Linked DNA regions of Homo sapiens: regions 1 and 3 are each linked to region 2. The links are chromatin loops, found by intact Hi-C in ENCODE. Cell type or tissue: B cell. All regions are shown on one strand.

What was found. Peaks named below come from ENCODE experiments on the same cell type or tissue, not always from the same donor. Only the 100,000 strongest peaks of a DNase experiment are listed, where the experiment ranks them.
Region 1: it touches region 2 in a loop (10-fold over the local background); 2 of 110 quality-filtered maps call a loop at or near these places.
Region 3: a loop joins it to region 2, with 3 times the contacts of the local background. A loop is called at or near these places in 7 of 110 quality-filtered maps.

Annotation. Positions count from the first base shown.
Region 1 is chr2:221,201,851-221,204,350 of GRCh38, forward strand. No RefSeq gene overlaps it. Among named protein-coding and RNA genes, the nearest start is that of EPHA4, 370 kb to the right of the region's middle. In B cell, no CTCF peak of the experiment used is centred here; a DNase peak (open chromatin) is centred at 1,481.
Region 2 is chr2:221,519,596-221,522,095 of GRCh38, forward strand. All of the region lies in intron 3 of EPHA4 (EPH receptor A4), which reads right to left. Among named protein-coding and RNA genes, the nearest start is that of EPHA4, 51 kb to the right of the region's middle. In B cell, CTCF peaks have their summits at 1,392 and 1,601; a DNase peak (open chromatin) is centred at 1,006; H3K4me3 peaks cover 1,154 bases; H3K27ac peaks cover 2,500 bases.
Region 3 is chr2:221,464,751-221,467,250 of GRCh38, forward strand. The region is part of intron 5 of EPHA4 (EPH receptor A4); the gene reads right to left. Among named protein-coding and RNA genes, the nearest start is that of EPHA4, 110 kb to the right of the region's middle. In B cell, no CTCF peak of the experiment used is centred here; a DNase peak (open chromatin) is centred at 1,251; H3K4me3 peaks cover 732 bases.

The sequences.
Region 1 (2,500 bases), 320 kb before region 2:
CATCATGCCTGGCCTGGCAAAGGAGTTATATTTGCAAGAAAGTGTTGTAATTACAGACAATAGAGTCTTATCTGTTTGTGTGTGTTTTTTTTTTAAAGCAAATGAAAACACAAAATAGAATAACTGAGAGTGAGATGGTGATAGATTTGGTGGACAGGAGGTCTTACGAGGTCAAAGGCATGAGCATGGGAGTCCATGGCTTAGGTGCATAGAAGATTAGATCATTAACCTTTGTATAAATTATCTCAACAGCTCCTCACCAGGCCAAAAGGGAATCATTATTGCCATTTTACAGATGAGGAAAATTAAGCTCAAAGAATTTCAATGTCTTGTATAAAATCACAGAGTACATAATAGTGGGAACCAGGACTAGAACCCATGTCTTTGAACTGCAAATCCTGGACTCTCAACAGAAGAATAAGGATAATTTTCTAAGAAGATATTTCATGTCATCTCCACTATTCATTTCGTTCATTACTCTCCAAAAGAATGCTTTCTCTGGGAGGATAAGGAAAAAGGGATGTTTGGATTAAAATGTTGAATGGCATAGCCGCAGAAGACTCAAATTGTATCTCTTTGTGACTATTCCCCATCCAACACGGGAAAATAAAATTTTCCGGAGACTTAAAAAGACAGTTTCAATGCATCATCAGAATGCGTCTAGGGTTCAATTTCAGATCCTACTTACGTATTAGCGGTACTGCAGAACAGAATTAGTATAGAGCTACCTATCAAAGTCCTTGATCACAAGGAACCATGCCTACCACATGACAGTGTGACTCTCAGTTTATGAGCCTAAGTTTAAAACTGCTTCTGTTCCTTAAGGTTACCAAGGATCCTCAAGAATGCACATGAGAGGCATCTGATCCAAAACACATGTTATTCTTGCCTGTTCAAAGAGACGGCAACCAGACTACACTTGAGTTTTCACTGAAGGAAAACAAGGTGTACTTCTATTTCATGCTTAGGGAAGTAAGAAAATTTCAAGAGAACAAGTTCATTTCATTCTTATGTAGATTGTGAATTTTGCCCACCTAGACAGATATTGGGAAGTAAATATCACAACAGGTAGAATACACAAAGCAGCAAGGCTTTACGATCCACTCAATGCTTTTGCTTTATGGATGCAGACATTTACTTATTTGTTCCCTGTCTTCTTTTGTAAATAATGTGAAGCACAAGAACCCCTGCTATCAATATGGGAAAATATAAATAAGGATGCAAAACCAGAACTAGAGAAAATGTACATATGAGTATAAAGATGAGTGAAAACAAAGAAAGTACAGATGTACAGGCTGAGGAGTTCTCCCTCAATGCGATCACTGATGTGTAAATGTGGCTTAAACTTCCTGGAGGTCACTGTATGAGGATGGGGAAGTCTACCAAATCAGGTTATTGGTTTAATAATGAATATTCATTATTTAAAACCAGGTTTTCACATCTCTGAACTGAGAGTTCTTCCCCTCAGGGTTATTTCTTTACTTCCTCATAATGAATGCAGGTGCAAGCCTTAGATCAGCCTGCACCTGGTCCCTGAACTGACCTCACCAGAGAGCCAGTGCCACCCGCAAAAGGAAACCCAGGATAGGGAAGAGCTGTTACTCAACAGCTGCCTTGAGAGGTGTTCTGTCTGATTAATCTATAATTACCTCTATTTTTGTTTTGTTGTTGTTATTAATGTTGTTAGTGGTTAGTTGGTTTTTATACCACCTTTTCCAATACCTGGATCTTCTGGTTTTCACATCATCTTCCTGACTTATATATGGCCCTGGAGTGTCCACTAAAACCCAGGATACAGCTGCACAAGTGTCCACTCCCCCTTCCATTGGTGTTCTGGTTCCTAATTCTTGGATAATGACCCTCATATAGTCCTGATGATAGTTCAAAGTCTTCTCTTCCAACCCATATGGCTGAAACTGAGTGGATTTCAAATATATCTTTAGACTGAATTTAAAACTCAGTGACAACCCTCCAAATAATAACTAACAAAAGAGCCTTGATGAATGAGCAAAATCATTAATGGAAATAGGTAAAACAAGATAAAAAGACCCAGGCAATGCCTATGTCTTTCTCTCTGCCTGAATCAAAGGCCATGCATTGTCAATGTGTTATTAAATGTATTGATCTCATTTGTGTTGTTTGTAACATGGCCCTAAAGCTTGTGGAACAGGTAGAAGACATTCGCAATCAAATCTGGCACAGTGCCCAGCAGAACATTTACTTCACAGATGCAATGTTACTGATGATGAAAACGTTAGAAGGGTGGAAATAATTTGGAAATCCTTCAGTGGAAAGCAACAAAGATAGCTATTAAACAGTTGAAAATGATCTACACTTAGGGGAAGGTTTGTAGAACTAGGCTATTTAGCCTACAGAAGAGGCAGTTAAGTGCAGCATGATAGTAAATCCATGCTTACATGGTACCACTTATAAAGATCATAAACAACTCTTCTCACCTTGATCCATTACAGAACAAGGGAGAAAGAACCTGAGTGGAAAA
Region 2 (2,500 bases):
CTTTGCCATTACTTTCAATGGCAAAAACCGCAATTACCTTTGCAACAACCAACCTAATGTAAGGACATGCTACCTGGGAGACTCTGCTCATGGATGATATTAATGTTTCTGCCTCTGCCACTCAAAGTCAGCCCTACAAGTTACTATCCCCTAGCAAGGGAGCTACTCAGGGTTTAGAAACAAAGAACATTAAAAAGGCCTGTACATAGTGGTAGAATAACCAAATCAGCCTTTCAAATGCAAGGCAAAGAAGCATTCTATACTCACAGCCCAAATAAACAAAAGCAGTTTACCTCCAATGCAACCTAGAGTCCTAGCCTCGCCCTTTCTCTCCCTCTGGACTGAGACCTCTTTATTTCCTCTGTAGTTTCTCGGTGTCTCTTCTTTTCTCTTTTGCTTCCTCTCCCATTTCGTTTACTGACCATTATCAAAATTTAAAATTAACTTTTAAACACCCATTTTGTGTAATTTTTAAAAAGTATGATGTTCATGCTGATCATGTCATTCCTGTATTGAAAATCTCTCAATGATCCCCACTGTATATACCACAGGATTCAACCAGAAGAACAGAGAAGCTCAAAGCCTCTCATAGCCAGCCCCAATTTGTCCCTCAAACATCCTGCACTTCAATCAAACCAGACAGAGTACCAGTTGTTCTCACTTGGATTGTTCTTTAAACACTTCCCATCACCTACAAATAATGAAATTTTATCTTCTCTTCACAGCCTAAAATCAGCCAGTACCTTTTCTATCAAGCATTGCTACACTGGGGAATCAGAATTCAAATGTTTTCTGTATACACAGCACTTCTGTATACAAACACATATATGTGTCTTTGAACATATATTTATTTACTTTATTATCCAGTAGGCAACTGGTAGACCCAGAGTGTAAGACTTATTTCCTCTAACCACACACACACACACACACACACACACACACACACACAGAGAGAGAGAGAGAGAGCAAGAGGGGGGAGAGAGAGAGAGAGAGAAACACAGACAGTGCCTATTATCTTATCTTAAATATAATAGATGTATCTTTAGGAAGCAGAAGTTTTAAACTGAGTAGCCAAGTGTTTAGAGACTTTCAATTTTACTTTCTCTTCCCCCACATCCTATTTTTGAAAATTCATGTAATCTCTGATTTTGTTTTCTATGAGCTGGTGACGCTGAACAAATGAAAATCATCAATCATTCTTGAAATTCATATTTCATAAGGTAACATCGTAAGAGTTTCATGAAACTCCTCTGCCAGTTGCACTTTTAGCATGAATTTTTAGAAAAAGTATAGAATGACAAAAGGCTACTACACATTCAATAAGTCTTTAAAATATATTTGCATTTTGTTAACCATGGTAGGATCTGCATGCATTTGAAATTGGCTATAACTTATGTTTTGTTATATTGCGCCCCCTTTGACGCTTTTTAGAAAACAACATTTAAAACTACTTTTTGAAGAAACAGAAATTATGAAATTCTGATTATTTCATACACAACAAGGCTTGGACCATATAGTGTTAACCCAAGGATAATTCTTGTAAGAATTCTTCCCTATTCTCAACCCTCGGACTCTATTACCTACTGTTGTGAATGTCAATGAACTAATTATTGCTTGGCCTAACTTCTAGAATCCAACTTCATTCCAAACCTGCCCTTGAGTAAGGAAAGGAAGAAAGCTCTATCTAAGACCAGTGCAACGGGAGGATCTCATTTCCATTTAGATGTTACAGGATATTTTAAAAAGTAGAATTGAAACTGGACTTAAGTTTCCCAGACCAAATGCCAGAGACAGTAGAGATGCTATAGCCAAAATAGGGAAGACAGGAAGACATGTCAGTTTCAAAAGGAAGGGCATGAGGTCAGCTAGTGGGTCATGATATGTTTGAGTTGAGATGTTCAGGAAGCAATTGGAGAGACAGGTCTGGAGGTCAGCACTACTAGAGGCAGAGATTTGGAAAATATCTGCCAAAAGCGTAAGTGTCACAGGAGTTCATGAACTGTAGATTCAGAAAAAGTTTAAGGAAGAACCTTGTAAATACCATATGTCAGAGGTAATTGGAGAATATGGAATTAAAAAAACAAAACAAACAAACAAAGCCAGGAGCAATGACTCACACCTATAATCTCAGCGTTTTGGGAGGCTGAGGCAGGCAGATCACCTAAGATCAAGAGTTTGAGACCAGCCTGGCCAACATGGCAAAGCCCAGTCTCTACCAAAAATAGAAAAAAATTAGGTGGGCATGATGGCACACGCCTGTAGTCCCAGCTACTCGGGAGGCTGAGGCATGAGAATCGCTTGAACCCAGGTGGCAGACGTTGCAGTGAGCCAAGATTGTGCCACTGCATTCCAGCCTGGGTGACAGAGCAAGACTCCATCTCAATAAATTAAAAACAAACAAACAAAAAAACAAATAAACAAAAAACCCAAAATAGGCCGGAAATACAGAGCAAAAGGGAACTAGCATTTACTGAGCACTGCCTGGGACTAGGCCAGGCAC
Region 3 (2,500 bases), 55 kb before region 2:
TAAAAAGTCAGCTCCACCCCCAACAGCTTTTAGTTGCTACATCATGCATCCACACAAGCACAGTTTCTCATAGTCAAAAAGTGAAACTTTTTAAAACAAACCGGCAAAAGGTACAGAAAAACAACTTGATTATTCTGAAATTGACATTGATTTTTCTCCTTATTTGACACAAAAACATAGAACCAAATTCTCAGCCAAAATCTTCAGAAGACTGTGAATTAAATGAAGTTCATTTATATTTAGATATGTAAGTATTCATATTTATTAAGCTTAAATTTAGAATGTATGAGAGATGCATTTTTTTTTTCCATAAAGTGATTTCCAAGGTCAGACCAGAGTCTATTTTAAACACATACTATAAAATAAAGCAGTGCACAGCCACATTATCCTTCAGCAATATTTACTGAAGGATACAATTGACTCATGCTGCCAATGATTTTAAGAGTCTGATTTTGGAACACTATAAATACTTGAACTAAATGATTCCAGAGTAAGACTTTGCAAAGTCTGTGATTTGGTTTTTACTTTTGGTTTAATAGAAGACGAAAATTTTATAAGCCTTTTTTATTTCCCAGATAGATGGGAGGGCACGTCATTTTCTTTATGCCAGAGAGATGGGCAACGGATTATTTTCAACAAATCCTTTACAGAGAGCTATTGGTTAAATTTTAAATGATAGAATGTGATGCTATTCTTAGCCTTCACGTTAATTGTTTGCATAGGGAAGTTGAAGGTGTTGGGTTGGCCTCTTTGGCTAAGGCATCCAAAACTGTGAGATCCCTTCCCTTCTAGATAGAGCTGCCCAGCCAAAGACTACCTTCCTAGATTCCTTTGTATCTACGGTAGTTCATGTGACTGAGTTTTGGGTAATGGAATGTGGGTTGAAGTGATTTCCCCTCTTCTAGATCTGGCCCATAAATAGCTCCCTGTGACTCTCCATTTTCTTGAACCCACAAGCCAGAGGGAGGTTAATGACCCAGGCCCATCTTGGAAGCCCCACACCCAACAACCCCCATCACCACCAACTGGATGCGATTTCAGCAAGAAAATAAATTTCTATTGCAATAACCCATTGAACTGGCATTTGGGGTTAAAACAGGTACTCATTCAAGTGAAGTGGAGCCTTCTGGCAAAAAAGAGGTATTTGCATATCACAACTAACTCAGATAAACTGTAGAAGTACTGTGGCCCACAGAAGATTGGTCTGTGGTTTTGCAGCTTCCTGAAAGGCCTTTGGGTTCCCTCCCGGAAACTCCAGCTGGTCATGCACGATGAGCAGATATCCACCCATTTGTGAGAAACTGGAATGCGCTGCCCTGAGGTCAGCAAAGCCAGTGACAGAGGCCGCGTGGCTTCCCACGGACAAAATCACGGCCACAATCACGGCCACTAGTCTTCTAACAGTGAATGAAATCGGCAGAATCGCAAAACACTGAGCCAAAAGATTCAGCTGATCTTATGCTAATGCTAAATGGGAAAACACATTGGGGTTCTCAAAATGGTTTGGTTGAGTTTTCTTTGTAGAAAAGAGTTAATTTAGTTTTCACTGAATTATTAACTGCTTAAGCAGATGAAAACTGAGGCCCTGTGAATTGCCACAAAACAAAGAATGGGGAAAGGAGCAAATCAGATGCCAGTAAACTCCTGGGCAAGGCACTTGCACATACACGCACACCTGACATCATTTCATCCCTATAACTCTCTGAAGTAGTTATAATGATCACCCTTACATTTCAGACTTGGAAACTCAGGTACAAAGAAATTAAATAATTTGACCAAAGCCATAAAATGAGATTTAAAACTCAAGTCCACCTGGCTCAAAAGTATGTGATCCTCCCTCTATGCCACATGTCTGTAACAACATACACACGAAACTAGCATTTATTGAGTAATTATGATGTGCTGAGCATTGTTCTAAATCTCTTGCAGGACTTAATTCATGTAAACCTCACAAAAACTCTATGAGACAGGTACTATTATTATCCTCATTTTTATAGATCAAGAAGATAAGGTACAGAGAGTTTGAATAACTTGCTCCAAGTTATAGCTTATATGTGGTCATAATTCAAAAATCTGGTCCTAGAGCCCTCATTCTCAACCACTGATCTACAGAAAGCGGCTGATCTCTGCCCCTCCTTTCCATGGTAAGAAATAGGAGACTTGAAGGTTTAAGTGACTGTTTTCCCACAGCAGTAGCGGCAGCAGCAACAACGTAAATCTTTCTAAAGTCTGCTCTGTTAGGTACAGGGGTATCTGTGTACATTGTCGGCTGTCAGAAACCCAGGGGTAAGTTCGATATGATCCCTGCTCACAGACAAACCTTAAAACTTTTGGTGCAGAATGAACTCACATTTGAACTAATCTAAAGAGCTAAGACAAGAATAAAACAAAACAAATTCAATTACCAAATAAAATAATTAGTCTTTGGAATTAGAGAAGGGGTAAGGATACAAGACAAGCCTCTGGAAGACTGGCAATGTTCTATTGTTCTGTTCCTTGG